Linked DNA regions of Mus musculus: region 2 is linked to region 1. The links are chromatin loops, found by intact Hi-C in ENCODE. Cell type or tissue: heart. All regions are shown on one strand. Each heading gives the region's core, and the rest is flanking DNA. Links, peaks and the distances in the headings are about the cores only.

The links. A loop is a pair of places that touch in the nucleus more often than their neighbours do. Peaks named below come from ENCODE experiments on the same cell type or tissue, not always from the same donor. Only the 100,000 strongest peaks of a DNase experiment are listed, where the experiment ranks them.
Region 2: it touches region 1 in a loop (4-fold over the local background); 12 of 42 quality-filtered maps call a loop at or near these places.

The regions. Positions count from the first base shown.
Region 1 is chr12:54,199,837-54,207,641 of GRCm38, reverse strand. Egln3 (egl-9 family hypoxia-inducible factor 3) reads left to right here and starts at 3,768. Exons shown (of 5, transcript NM_028133.2): 1 at 3,768-4,437. The coding sequence starts at 4,081. In heart, for the core only: a CTCF peak has its summit at 2,259; DNase peaks (open chromatin) are centred at 2,261, 3,781 and 5,161; H3K4me3 peaks cover 2,611 bases; H3K27ac peaks cover 2,333 bases.
Region 2 is chr12:54,350,438-54,358,242 of GRCm38, reverse strand. Gm35895 (a long non-coding RNA gene) reads right to left here and starts at 7,419. Exons shown (of 3, transcript XR_381605.3): 1 at 7,337-7,419; 2 at 5,357-5,550; 3 at 5,004-5,099. In heart, for the core only: a CTCF peak has its summit at 4,774 (motif pointing right); no DNase peak of the experiment used is centred there; H3K27ac peaks cover 334 bases.

The sequences.
Region 1 (7,805 bases), core at 1,093-6,092:
GGAATCATCTATATTTCATTTATTATTTTATGTATATGGATGTTTTGCCTGCATTCATTTCTATGCACACTACATATGTGTCCGATTATCTTGGAGATCAGAAGAGAAAGTTGGGTTTCCTAGAATTGGAGTTATAGATGGCCGTGAGCTACCACAAGGGAATCTGGTTTTCTGGAAGAGCACCAAGAGCTCTTAACTCCTGAGCCATCTCTCCAACCCCTCAGAGAGGAATTATATAGACAGGCTTGCCTGTAAGAAGACTGTAGAAGTATTAACTGATTACTTAACTGAGTGGGAAAGACCTGCCCACTCTGGGTGGCACCATTCCCTAGGCAGGGAATCCTAAATGTGTAAGAGTGGAGATGGGGAAGCATGCATGTATTCACTCACTGCTTTCTACTGTTGATTGTGCATGTGATGTGACTAGCTACGTTACCTCCTGGTATCTTGACTTCCCTGCAATGATGAACTGTGACTTCTGAGCTAAAATAAGCCTTTCTCCTCTGTGTTGCTTCTATTAGGGTATTTTATCATAACAGAATTAAAAACAAGAACGTTGGGGCTGGAGAGATGGCTCAGCTGTTAAGAGCACCAACTGCTCTTCCAGAGGTCCTGAGTTCAAGTCCCAGCAACCACATGGTGGCTCACAACCATCTGTAATGGGATCTGATGCCCTCTTCTGGTGTGTCTGAAGACAGCTACAGTGTACTTATATATAATAAATAAATAAATCTTAAAAGGAAAAAAAAAAAGAAAACAAAGTTGGTTGTATGTTTTTGAAGTTATTTTAATACTTGCTATGGTCTGGCTTGTGTCTCCTGAAGGCACGTATGTTTAGATTTGATTGGCAGCCAGTGGCATTGCTGGGGAATGGTAGAACCTCTAGAAGGGTGGTCTAGTAGAAAGACGTTAGGTTACTGGGGGTGACCCTTGTATCTGATTCTGGATCCCTGGATTCTTTATCACTCTTCTTGCCTCTCCCTGACATGATGGGCCTTGCCACAGTCCCCAAAGACTATGACAACACCTTAAAAACCATGAGCCAAAATAAATAAACCGTTGTTTCTTTTAAATGATTGTCTTAGTTAGGGTTTCTATTGCTGTGAAGAGACACCATAACCGTGGCAACTCTTATAAAGGAAAACATTTAATTGAGGCTGGCTTACAGTTTTAGGGTTCTAGTCCATTATTGTCATGACCAGGAGCATGGCAGCATGCGGGTAGATATGGTCCTGCAGGAGCTCAGAGTCTTAAATCTTGATCCAAAGGCAGCAGGTAGTGGCTGTGCACCCCTGAGCCTGGGCTTGAGTTTCTGAGACTTCAAGCTTGTTCCTCCACAACACACTCCACGTGGCCACACCAACCTCAACAAGGCCACACCTCCTGATAGTACCACTCCTTCTGGGCTACACATTCAAACCCGAGAGTTCACGGGAGGGGGTCACTCCTAGTCAAACCACCACAATGACTGTTTCAGGTACATTGCCAAAGCAATGAAAAGTTGATGAATATAATAGTCACCTTTAAAATGACTTAGGTTAATGGACAAATATCTGAAATAAATGTATTTACAGGTAACTTGGATTTTGCCCATCTGGTGCTCAGCCTCAGAGCCCGTTTGGCTCCTGCCTGTCTGTGCCCTCTGTAGAATCATGAACTTTGATTTCTCCCAGTCACAGTATGTCTGACTTCCCTACTGCTCTCAGTGCTGGCAGCTCTGAGTTGATTGGCAGGTCTGTGATTGATTAGTAAGTTCCCTGTGATTGATTAGTAAGCCAAGCAGGGATGGGGCTACAGGATTGACTCCCTTCCTGACCAGCACGCGTTTTGGAACTGAAGTCATCTAGAACCGCATCAGGCCTGAACTTGCTTGAACTGTTGTTCTAGTTGTGACTACACTAGCAGCCACTGTGCTCTGAAATTATGGAAATCCATTTAAATATTAAGTTAATAACTTTATTGGGATATTTCTGAAGTCTACTACAATCTCCAAAGCTGCAAAAGCCCCAAGGTACTACCTTCCACAGCTTCCTACTCCAAGGTGTCCCTGCAGATCATAAGAGGGGTCAGAGTGGCTCCTAGAGAGGGGCTCAGATAACAGTGGGAAGATGGCCTTTCCTCCTGTTTGGAACTCATTTCCATTCTATCCCCAATGAAGATAAATTACTCTCCAGCCTTTGCTTTGTTTGCCTTTACTGGGATGGGACAGGACAGCTGTTCTGCAGAAGTTCTCACTGTCCCCCTCCAGTGGCCGCTGAGGTCTTGCTCTAGATACCCTGGGAGGCTCCTCAGTACTGCTTGCAAAAGGTCCTGTCCTGCTGGCTTCCTGTCTAAAACCCCAGCTGGTGATTGCAGGGCCCAGGTTCAGATGTCAGTGTCTCAGGAGACTGTTTTCCAACCATCTATCATGTGCTGGCATCAGTGTTTCAAGGACATGGGCTCCTGTCACCCCAGTGCTGCTATGGGCTTTTGGACAACAGCTTCTTGAAGTTGAGCCTTTACCCTAAGGAAATACACCTTCTCCTGGACAGACATATGGAAGAGGCCAACTGAGCAAGGCCATTAACAGGGTCCCTGTTCTCCATGGAGCTAGTTAGGTTTCTTCAAAGCTGCTTACACCCTCTCTGGTTGACTGCCACTCCCCAAGGCCCTGTTTGCCCTCACTGACTACAATACAGCCTTCTTCCCAGTCTGTCAGCACTCTCTCCTCCTCTGCCTCTCCTTCACATGAACTGCACCCCCACTTCTCCCCTCAGAGAAGGTGAGCAGAGGGGCTATTGGGAAGAGAATAAAAGCAAAAAGGACTTTATGTCCAAAATTAGTGATGCTTGAAAAATCGGTGCAGTTTTTCATTTGACTTAACTGAAAATCTAAATGTGCAAAGATGTGAACTGACTCTCTGTCTCTCTGTCTCTCTGTGTTTGTCTCTCTTTCCCTCTGTCTTAGATGTCTCTGTTTCTCTCTCTCTCATTTGGAAGGAAAGGGCATCAGAAATCTGTATAGAGACCACCTTACAGTAGATAATTAAGCCTTTTGGGTAGGGCCTAGGGCTCTAGTGCAAGTTGCATGTAGTAGAAGCCAGAGAGACCTGGAACACAGTGTATCTTTTGGGGAGAGTGCGAGTGATTTTGAGAGAGAATTTCAGAACCTTTTAGTAAAAAGCTTGAGTATAAATGGTGCATGAACATCTCCCGCAGGACAAAATACAAAAATTTGCAGGATTTGGCAGTGCTCTCCCTTCCCGGGGCGCCTCCCTATCTCTCTGTCCTCCACTCCCTTCTCAGGGGATACACACCAGCCTGGCACACAGGGTGGGGGGAGGTCAAGGGGAATGTTTGTTAATGAATCAGTCAGTTTTGGTTAAAATTAAATTCACCTCTCTCTCTCACAGGGGTTGGAACAGCCAGACCCGAATCAAACAGAAGAGGAAAGAAGGAAAGACACTAGGTAGAGCTTAAACCTTAATGTTTAAGAAATATAGTCACCAGAGAGGTGACTAGCCCAGAAAGTGGCAATAAACTGTTCATGTGCATCTCAGACGTGAGATCCAGGTTTTCAAGTTTGTTAGGGGATTTAACGCAAATCAATATGCAAATCGAGAGCATTAAAAAAAAAAAATCCAGCCCTTTCTTGGGTCACACACAGGTTAGCTAGAGTGGAGCTCACCCAGATGCTCCGCAGCACCAGTCCAAGAGGAAGAGCCCGGAGGAGGGCAGTCCCGGGGGCGGGACCATGACGTTGGGGTCAAGGCGGTGCTTTCTCTCGTTCCTCCCCCGGCCACGGCCGCCGCGGCGGTGGCTCTGCATCTCCAAAAAGGGCCCTCCGACTTCTCACTGGGCCAGTCCGGCGCTGGGTGGCGGAGCCCTACACTGCTCCCGCCGGTCCCAGAGCCGGGATCCCTTCTCTTCAGAGTTTCGAGCAACTTTCCCCGCCTCTGGAGCTAAAGTGGCTCGGGGACTGTGACCACCGCAGGTGGGAGAGTCCCCGGCCCGGCTCTCCGCATCTTCGCTGTGCGCTCGCGCTGGGAAAGCCCTGGGTGCGTGCACCCTGGGGGTCCCCGGCCTCGGCTCTGTGGGCGAGATGCCTCTGGGACACATCATGAGGCTGGATCTGGAGAAGATCGCCCTGGAGTACATCGTGCCCTGTCTGCACGAGGTCGGCTTCTGCTACCTGGACAACTTCCTAGGCGAGGTGGTGGGCGACTGCGTGCTGGAGCGAGTCAAGCAGCTGCACTACAACGGGGCCCTGCGTGACGGCCAGCTGGCCGGGCCGTGCGCCGGCGTCTCCAAGCGGCACCTGCGAGGCGACCAGATCACGTGGATCGGGGGCAACGAGGAGGGCTGCGAGGCCATCAACTTCCTCCTGTCCCTCATCGACCGGCTGGTCCTGTACTGCGGGAGCCGGCTGGGCAAATACTATGTCAAGGAGCGGTCCAAGGTAGGATGCGTGCGGGTGCCCAGCCGCAGCTGCGCTGCAGGGGACGGGAAGCCTTCATTCGGAGTGTTGTGTCGCCTTCGCTGGGGTGCAGCGAACTTTGGTTTTTAACCAAGAAGTCAGCTTGCCTATCTGCCCTACTTGCGTCCCCTCCACCTCCTGGCCTAACCCCTTAAGCAAAAGTCCACGTTAAGGGGCTCAGGTGTCTCGTGATGATGAGCTTCTGCTGACTCTGAAAGAATTGCCCTGGTTTTGGTGATGACCGCAAGGACAACTGGCTGGTGGAGGGAAAAGATATTGGAAACACTGCGACACGCATGTCCATGATCCGAAGTGCCTCCTTTAAAGCCACCCGGTACTGCCCTTCACAGTAGCCAGAGGCACTCTTAACTCTACTAGAGGCAAGTCTAATTTTTGCCTTGTGTTAGTTGGCTTGTAGAGTTAGGTAGGGTGGGAGGGAAGAGTTCGGTATGACAAGGTTAAGTCCTCCACTTCTGCTGCAGCCTTTGAGCCCTGGGGCTCAGAATTCTCATAGACCCCTCAGCCCAAGTGCTGAGCCCCACGCCATCGCCTTTCTTTTCCTATAAACTCATGGCAAAATCCACTCAAACAACCTGATAAGGTCCATGAAGAGAGTGGTGAGGTACCTCTGGGTAGAAACCTTGTTTTTGTTGTTCTCATAGCCCGTAATGGGGGCAGTGGGTGGTGATGATTTATCTTGAAAATGTTTACAGGTAGATTGGCAGGCCGGTAGACCAATGGGAGGTGGAGGAGCTGGTGCCTGTAACATCACTTTGGGTTAGTCTTGCTCCTGGCCATTTCTTCCTATAAGGATAGTCAAACTCTCTCTCCAGGAGCAATTCAGAGAGAATTGCCCCCGTGTAGCTGCGGGACAAGGGACTCTTAGAGTCATGAAAACTTCATTTGAAGTCCAGCAAGGTAGAGCATGCTAGCAGCAGAGGAATTGTGGGCACTGAACCATGTGCCGCTCTTTAGTAATACTTGTAAAGTTTCTCAGTGTAGGTTCAGCCTTGGGATCAACTACTGTAGTCTTGTTTGTCCCCAAAGCTGGAAAGAGCACCCTTATAAAAAGCAAGTGATCAACTGGAAATGTCTGGAAGTGATGGGTGAAGAGAGTTGGGAGCTGCAGGCTGCTGTCAGGCTAGGAGGAGGTGAAGGGACTGTCTGACGAGTGTCCTTATGAATGGAACCATAGTAAATCTTAGAGGAACTGTTGGTTTCTGAATGCTGGGAGTAGTTACCTGAATTCTGTTAGAGAATGATGGATGATAGAGGGTTTTATTGTTTTGTTTGTTTTTTTTTTTTCTTCCATCAGTCTGGTGGTAGACTGGATCATCTGCATTTTCATCTGGGGTGTTTCTGCACTAAATAACCTTGTTGATAGTCCCGGGCTTAGCCTCTGTATTGGGAGGCACTTGTAGCTTTAATCCGAAAGGCCAAATGACACCTTATCAGTTCTGTAAAGTTTCTTCCAAGCTTAGCTGTTAAAGAATTTACCCTCGGTGGTTTAGGAGTAATGTTTTCCCCTCTGAGGGAGATTAGAATTAAAGATATGTCGAATCACTAGCATGGTTTATTATTTAGCTTTGACTTAGTGGATGGCAGGAGGACCCCGAGCTAGAATTTAATTCATAGGGAATGAAAAAAGTGCCAGGGAGAAGCAGGCAGGCTCTGTAGATCCCGGGGTGGACCCAGTAACTTTTCAGTTAACTGTGTGAGGTGACTGCGCTCGAAAAGAGAAAATCTGTCTTGCCCACGGAAGAGCCATCTTTCCTTATCCAGATTCTGGCTGTCTTGACTGTCCCTGGCACAAAGCTCTCCTTCACACCCTTCACAAAGTCCATCCCTAGACTGGACTATTCCCTGGCTAATTAGAACCAAAACAATAACAAAACCAAAAAAAAAAAAAAAAAAAAAAAAAAACAAAAAAACCAAAACCAAATAAGTTTCAACAAACTATTATGATAATTTTTTTTCTTTTCTCTCTCTCTCTCTCTCTCTCTCTCTCTCTCTCTCTCTCTCTCTTTTAAGTGTAAAACTTTGATTTACTTCTGTAAGGACGCCTGTGGCCTCGGGTCCCGTACTTGGAGTTTGCTGGTGATGCATTGTCAAGTCACATCCTGTCTATAGGGCTACCCTGGCTTCCTTTCACTTGGCCTGTTTTCTTTCTTACGTGCCTTTCCTCCCTCAGTGTCCTTCGTTTTGTACTGCTTCCCACAGTACTGATATAGATAGACCTAATTTCCTGCTTATGCTTCCAGGGGAAAACTGTTCTCTTCATGGAGAGAACTTGTACTGATTTTCAACTTATTTATAACTTTTGATCGAGGGAATTTCAAGCATACACACATGTAGGCAGGCTAGCATGAACTCCCACCAGGCTTTTTTAGCAACTGCCAGTTTGTACGTTTAGTTTAGACTTTTTTTTTTTTAAATATACTTTACATTCCTATGCATTGTACTCATATACACCCTCATTACATTTTTTTTCTTTAAATTGGATTTGTTAAGGTCATTGAATAATGTGAGCAGGATTGCAAAGGTATTGGGAATAAACAAGAATATTTACTATACCTAGACTGTGGGAGGACTCTTAGTACTCCTGTCCCTGTCATTTTTATATATATATATATATATATATACATATATATATATGTATATATGTATATGTGTGTGTATGTGTAACATATGTCTGTGTGTGTGTTAGAAATTTTCTGCTTTGCCTCTGTTATAGCAAAATGGGGTTTGGAGTCCCTCTGGGAAAAGTCCCTGTGGTCCCGAGGAGTATCATGGCGCCCCCTACCCTCAAGTGTGGTCATTGCTTTCCAACTAGCAATGGTTATCTGTTCCTACTCCCTCCTGAAGATCTAGACCATATCCAAGATAAATACTGCTTATAATTTGCTCCTTTTTCTTTGGCTGCCTAGAGCTTGCAAATGGCTGTTTTCCAGAGAACGTGTAATTTATAGAACCGAATGTCCCTTTGCCTGAAGCATTCACTGTAGACTCAGAGTTGGGAACGCTAACAATAATAAATACCGTTTATTGAGCAGTTTGTGCTGCCTGGTGCCTCTGCTCAGCACAGTACTTATTTTACTTTCGTCTCTGAGCCTTGGCCCAAAATGAACGAAGCACTTAAATAATAGACCCAAAGTCTCTCAGTCAGGGCCCAGAGGCAGTTTTAGAAAGAGGTTGGGGGAGGATTGGTGTTACTAAGCCTTGTGGCCTTAGATAAGTTAAGTCACTTGGGGCCCTATCAAGTGTAAAATAATAATTCAAAAGCTTTAGGAAAAAGAACTTTATACCAATACATGTAAAATTCTTAGAATGTCCAGTTTTCGTCTTTGTTT
Region 2 (7,805 bases), core at 1,892-6,891, 150 kb before region 1:
TCCAGTGAGCAGTAAGGGCCAGCGGGAACTTCAGGAGATGTTCTCAGCTATGCCTCTCTCAGGGAAGCAAAGATCAGCAAAGATGAGAGATCCACAGGGGTTGCACAGCTAACTGTACCAGCAAGCAAAGCTCTGTCTCCATCACTCCCTGGAGTCCTATTTATACTTCCAAATATCATGAGTCTTCCATGTGTCTTGCCTCAGCATGAGTCTACAGAAGCCTCAAGAAACTGCAACACTCCACCAGAAGTTTCTTGGTGTATTTCTCTTTATGGCATCCCAACAAATGCGGCTCAACTATTCAGTGTAAGGTGGACCAATACATGTGTGCGGTTAGCAAAGAATCTTTCATCATGTGTCCCTTGATGTGCTCGCTTTAGCAGAACATCATCTCTCTTGTGACTGCTTCAACCAAACATTCCTTTGTGAGTCTGCCCTAGTCTTTTACCTGTGTCCACTTTAATGAAACATTCTTTCATGTGTTTACCCCAGGAAAACACCATCCAACCAAATTGCCAAAGAACTTAAGTTGCCACTTCACAATAAAATGTATACATAAGAATGCGAGACCACACGATGCCTCCTTATCGCTGTTTTCTTCCTTAGAAAGTTTTTGGACAGGGTCTCGTGTATTCTAGGCCAGTCCCCAAATGTCTATGTAAATAGCCCTGAAACTTCTGATCCTCTTGCTCCATCTCCTGAATGTGGTGCCAGGAGGGAACCTAGGACTCAGTGCCTGTCACTCTGCTGACTGTGACAGCCCCAGCATTACGTGATATTTTAATATATGTAGACAGTGCTGTGTTTAAATCATATTAACATGTCTGCTTCACTCAGAATCTTTGTAGATTTTAAAGGTATAACAACACATAATTATCATTATCATCTCTAGAGCTTCTCACATTTATCCACTGCAACTTCCTCCCTATCAGTCAACCTCTCTGCGTGCCGCCTTCCTACCACTTCCACCGCTCTCTGTTAACCGAAATCCTTCTCCTCGAGACTTGTAAGAGATCAACCTCTGAGGTCCTGCATGTGAATGACCAGGGCATTGTCTTTCTGTACTCTAAGCTTGTTTTTTGTTTTGTTTTGTTATTTTTTTCAACACAGTGATCTCCATTTCCATTCACATTGCCACAAACAACAGAGTTTCTCCCTCCCCCCCCCCCCGCTTAATAATATTCCAGCATGTGCACGCATGCGTGTATGTGCATGCATGTGTATGTGTGACTTATTCTTTATCATATATCATTTGTATGCTTAGAGTGACTCTATATCTTGGCTTTTGTGACTAGCCCTGTGAACATGGGTGTGCAGATTGTCTCAGACAAGCCGACATTACTTCTTTGGATGTGTACATCCTCAGTAATGGGATTTGTGGGTCTCGCAGGACTTGTACTTTTAGTACTTGTGGGTCACTCGGGAGTTGTACTTTTAGTATTTTAAGGGACTAACAATCCATCCTGATTCACATCCCCACCAACAGTGCATGGGGAGCCCTTTCTCCACACCCTCACTAGTACTTCCCACTTTGGGCCTTTTGGATAATTACCATTTTACCAGAGTGACTTGATCTCTCACTGTGGCTTTAAATTGTATTTCCCTGATTTGTGCTAGCAATTTTTTTTTCTGTGTACCTGCTGATTTTTTTGCATGTCTTATTTTGATAAATGATTATTTAGGTTTGTTGCTTGGTTTTAATTGGGTTATTTCTTGTTTTGTTCTCTTTTTTAAAAGTATTTCTATTAATTTTTCAAGAATTTTATACAATATGTTTTTATACTATTCACTCTTGAGTTCTTACTCTTAAATCCTCCCCAGTTCATGCCCAGCTTCCTACTCCTACTCCCACTCTTAACCTCTGTTTCTTTTAGTCAACAGCGCACCGACTCTGGCTGGTACTGTGCATGTACTTGTGAGTGTAGGACCATCCACTGGAGAAGTCTACAGGAGCCACACCCTTAAGGAAAGCTGGCATTCACCCTCCTCGAAGCCATCCATTGTCCATAGCCTCTCCATCAGGGATGAGAGTTCATGAGCTCCTTAAGCTTCCGTCCATGCTAGACTGTAGCCTGTATTGATCTTGAGCAGGTCTTGTGTAAGCAACCACAGCTGCTGTGAGCTCATGAGGGTGGTGGTCCTGTTACTCTCAGGAGACACCGTTTCACTGTGGTCCTCCCTGCCCCCTTTTCCACAATGATCCCTAAGCCGCAGGTAACAGTTTGTGGAATAGATATCCTGTTTGTGGTTGAGCACTGTCCAGCCACTGACCCTCTGCATTGTGACCAATTGTGACTGCTCTTGAGATTTTAAAATTCTCTAACTATTGTGGGCTTGAACTCCCTTTCAGGCACAGAGCTTACAAGCATCCTTTCCCATTCTAGAGATTTTCTTCATTTTGACAGTTGATGGCTTTTTGGGCAGACACCTTTTCGTATGGGATGGTTGAGTTTCTCCATGTGCCTCTGAACTCTTGTCCTTGTGTATTCTAATGTCCTGTGGCATTTCCTGTATGTTTTCTTCCATTTGAGTTGATTTTTGTAGCCTACATCTAGCAGTTCATCTTTTGCATGTAGATACCAGAGTCCCTCTGTACTATTTACTAGTTGAGATTTATTTTTATTTTATCTACGTGTGTGTGTGTGTCTATGTGTCTGTAAGAATGTGACTGTGTGCCCTCAGAGGCCTGGGGAGGATGTCAGATCCCCTGGAGCTGGAGTTACAGGTGGCTGAGAGCTGCCTCACATGGCTGCTGGGGATTAAACTCTGCTTCTCTCAAAGCGCAGCAAGTGCTCTTAACTGCCTGCCCTCAGGTCCAAGGACTGAAAACACTGGCTTTACTCTGTCTCTCCCTCTGCTAGCAGTGTAGTCTTGTTTACTTTCTCTATGGTCTCATCACTAGCTGGGAATGATTACAGCACATACCATATGCAGGCTTCTGCAAAGGGTAACTGAGCTTGCCACACAGGGCTTCAAGGAATAGCAGCAGTGGTTGTGAAGAGCTCAGGGCCTGGTGCCCATCAGCCTGAATGAACCCTGAATGAACTCATGTTTAACCACCATCATCCCAAGTGGGGCCAGGCATTTCACTTCCTTGCTTGGTATCCTTTTTTTTTTTAAAATGGGGAACATTTGGTTGTCATGAAAATGAGTAAGTTAATCTAATCTGTATAAAAGGTGATGCCTGTACTCAGCAAGTATTGTTGGCTGCAATTAGCATGATGGTCGATACAGCCCAGATTGAGTGTGGTCCACAACAGCCATGAAATGATATTTTCATTTTACTGGAAGCACAGACCAGAGACAGAAAGTGAAGGAGAGGTTTCACCGGGTTCAGCTCAGTGGATTTCAGGGTGTCTCTGAGGGCGGCTAAGCTTCGTCTGCTCCCACAGGTGTGGTCACGGTGCCATTGTTGCTCAGTCATCATACCTCAGCTTCTGGAATACCCACCCAAGACATTGTTCCACCCTCGCACACAGCACTCTCAAATGCATCCTGGCTGAGAAGTAGCTGTTACCCCAATCCTGGGAGCGGGAGCAGCGTGACTGACAGCTTGCTGGAACTGGGACTTCCTTTTTGCCCTGGGCTCTGGCTGTGAAACAGAGCACATGAAAATAATTTCCTTAAGGAAGTTGTCCTGGTAGACAATGCCTCTTTGTCTGCAGGTAAAAGATGCTGCGAGGCCTAAAGACTGTGTGGTCTGGGATCTGAACAGCTGGGCTGTCTTTCTGGCTTCTAGGGCCTGCTGGGACATTGCTTCTCCCAGAGTGCCCTTCCATGAAACCTTGTCCTGCTGGCTTTCACTTCTGCCGCTTGTGCAGAGGGACAAAGTGCATGATGGGTGGTAACTGAGAACTGAGGCCACGGCAGGGGAGATTCCGGGGCACCAGGGCAGTGGAGCTGCCTCCTAGAGTCCCTGAAGTCACACTCATGTTTAACCCCTGTGCACCTCTGCTCACAATATGAAGGTGACATTAACTGACTCCGGTGAATATCCTGAGACTAATTAAATCTTTGGGAAAGAGTTAAGGAAACGAAGCTGATGTCTTTGTTGACAAAGCTGCAGTACTTATCAAACCCCCAGGGTTTCAGGGCTCAAGGGCATGAGAGATCAGGTAGGAGGGCCGCATAATTCTTCCCGAAAGCTAGTTTCGACCTCCCCAGCCACCCCAAGGATTCTCCAAAGACCTGAGGGGTTTTCAAAAGCCGCTGCTCTCTTGAGCAGGTCTAAGGAAGTCAAGCGTTAGTCTTCCTGATTTACCCTTCTCCTGGGACCTTTCCAGTTCCGCTGACCTCCCAACCTCCCTTATATCATTCTTTGGCTTGACTTAATTCTCTTTTGGTTTTAAACAAAAAAGGAGTCAGCCATTGTTCCGTTGTTACCGTCCATCACAGCTGTCACCCAGGGAGCATGTGTGTGTGTGTGTGTGTGTGTGTGTGTGTGTGCTCTGCGTGCTGTGCATGTGTTTCCTGTGGAAGCTAAGTCTTCCAAGAGCCCACAGAAGGTCACCTTTCATCCCATGTACCCAGGCTGGCCTGGCAACACTGCAACCTACAAGCCATGGCAGCACCTAGCGCTAGCATTTTTTTGTACGGCACCTTTCTCCTCAGCGGGTTTCAAACCAACTGCTGCATGCTTGTCTCTCATGCTTCATGCGATGAACTAACTTCTCAGAGAAACTCACGCTGTTCCACGGAAAGCCAAAGATCAGGACTGTTAGTGAGATTAAGCCATCTCAGTCAAACTCTTGATTTTTGTAGGCAAAAATTCTAGTCAGCCACCAGAGGGTGCCCACAGAGTTCTCTAAAAATGACTAAAAACCATGAAAGATTGCAGGAGGAAACATTTCCAGTTTGTATAAGACCAAAACAAATAGAGCTTGCCCACCCCTGCCTTATGTGGAGAATGACAAAGCAGCCATGGAAAAAGCAGGGGCGGGGGCTTTGGGACTGAGGGAGCGTGAGAGAAATCACCTGGATTTGAGCTGAACTGAGTTGCTTCAGGATTTGAAATTGGCAATTGGAATAGCATTTTGTGTACCGGCCCAGGAAGCGGTTTCATTTCTAAGCAAAACTCTCCGCCATGACCATCCCCCCATCTGTGTGTACAAAAGAAATGCAAATACATGTAAATATTATTCTAAACCAAAGGCTTCCTGGAAGGTAAGGCGGCTGCAGCAGAAAAAGAAAGAGAAAATGAAAAAAAGAAAAGAAAAAGAAAGAAAAGGAAAGAAAAAAGCACAGTGCGCTGGGAATTGGAAGGGTTGAGTGTTTGAGCCACAGGTCTTGCCCTAGGGTAAGATCTCAAAATGGAAATGAAGGGACTGTGGATCTCAAAGCAGAGAGCAGACCCTACCTTCTCCAGGGCCTGGCATGTAGGCTATGTCTGGCATCTCTAGCTCCAGGGACTGGCATGGTGACTGGGTTGTAATAGGTGCCTGGAAATGTCAGAAGAGTCCGTGTGTGTCCCAGAAGAGAGCTGGAGAAGGCAGGACTTCCTGGGCTGGCTGGGAACATTTGTCAGGCTGAGAAGTGGGGAGACATGGTGGCCTGGGGTGGAAGGATAATTTCCTCATGAGAAGTTCTGTTGTTGTTGAACTCGGGTATCATATCGTGTGTAACCAACAAGTCAGGCTTGGCCACCCATCTTCAATAAGCTGATTAGAGGAGCCAAATTAATAGTGAGAAGCAGAAAGAGGACACTTAGTCAATGTGGCCATATCGGGAAGAGGGGCAAAGAGTCTTTTTTTTTAAATTCAAGACAGGGTTTCTCTGTGTAGCACTGGTTGTCCTGGATCTTACTCCATAGACCAGGCTGGCCTCAAACTCAGAGATCCTCCTGCCTCTGCCTCCCAAGTGCTGGGATTAAAGACATGCGCTACCACTGCCTGGACAAAGAGTCTTAATGACTTCTCTGAGTCTGTCTTGGGGGTTCTGACAAGTTTAAGTAGAAAGCAAGAGATATGCGTAATGAAACAGTCTCCGAGATGTGGTCCCCTCCCCCCACCTCCTTGAGCCTCTCCTGAAGGTCAGTCTGTCTTACAAGGTCACCTGACCTGTGCATTTTTTTCTTCTGGAAACAAGTTCTTCCTTTGGATGCCCTCAATTTCAGACATTTCCTCTCCCAGTACAGAGGTTCCTGGGGACATTGCAGTTTCTTGGGGTCCATTCTTTCAACAGTCTGATGAAGAAGGAAGTGCCAATGTGTCTGTAGCAGGTGTTCATTCCTGCCAGACAGGTCGGTTTATACCATGCTATGTTAAGTTTGTGCCACTGTGACAAAGTAATTGAGATAAACAACTTAAAATTAGATATTTATCTATTTATCCATTTATTTATTTATTTATTTATTTATTCCTTTTGGCCCATGATTTTAGAGATTTAAGTTTATGATGAGGGGGCTCTGAAAGTCAAGGTGACACAGATATCATGGTGGGAACCACTTGGTAGAGCAAAACCACTCACCTCAGGGTGGTGTGACTTTTCTTGGGGCAAAGTAAAGAAACATTATATTTGCCCCAGATAGGGAGCTGACAGACCAGACCAGAAAAGAATTTCATCCAAGCCCAGGCTGGTGAACAAGTAAATTAGGGTCTCTTAGTTACTTAAAGGAGTGTGGGCCACTTACCTTGGAAATGTCACAACCTTTAGAATTAACACACAGGCAGCTGTACCTCCAATAAGAATTGCACCTCCTGCATATGCTAACACACACACACACACACACACACACACACACACACACACACACACACCAATCCTAGGGCAGGACTGCATGCATTTGGGAAAGGAACAAGAGGGTGTAATTACTAGGATCTGCAAGGAAACGCTAACTTCGTCACTATTACTACAGAATGTATTATTCTGTTGACTTCGTTGCCATAACTGTGGGCCAAAGGTTTTCTATAGGTCACAACAGGACCTCTGCTTTGAGGTGGCCAAGAAGAAATGAAAAGAGGAGGAAGGAAGGAAGGAAGGAAGGAAGGAAGGAAGGAAGGAAGGGGAAGGGGAAGGGAAGGGAAGAAGGAAGGGAGGGAGGGAGGGAGGGAGGGAGGAAGGGAGGGAGGAAGGGAGGGAGGGAGGGAAGAAAGAAGGAAGGAGGGAAGGAAAGGGGAAAGGGAGGAAGCAAGGAAGGAAGGAAAAAGAAAAGGGAGGAAGGAGAAACAAATAAGCCAGGTATAAGGATATGACCTTTGTGGGCATATGTCTGTGACCTAATTCCTCTAATTAGACCCCACTTTCAGAAGTTTCCATCAACTCTCAGTAGCCTATTAAGCCATGGTCCTATCAATGGATTAACCCATTGATGAGGTTAGAATCTTCTCAGTGTACTCACCTTCCAAAGGCTTGACCTCTGAACACATGAGCTTTGGGGAAACATTTCAAATTCAAACTGTAATGTGCTCCTTCTGAGGTACCTCTGCCGGAAACCTTTGCCCTTAATGTCCAACAGAACAGAAGTATGAATGTGTTGACTTTGTCTTCATCACGGTCACTTGCCCTGTCTGAATGCTCCATCCATTCACGTATGTTTCTTTCTACTCATACGGAGTTTTTCAGTATCAGTCTCTAGCTACCACTTATCATTCCCAAACAAGGACCCTAGTGTCTCTTAGTCATTTTTTTCCATGGTAAACTAAAGAAGTAAATATTGGTGGAAATAAGTTCTTACTAGTACCCAGAAAGATCTTTGGTTCTCTGGGAATCCAGCCAATATGGAATGAGGTGGAGGGACTGGTTGCTGGGCAACTAACTGGGCTGCCATTTATCTTTCTGGGTAAGCAAAGGCACTGTGTGTCTATGTT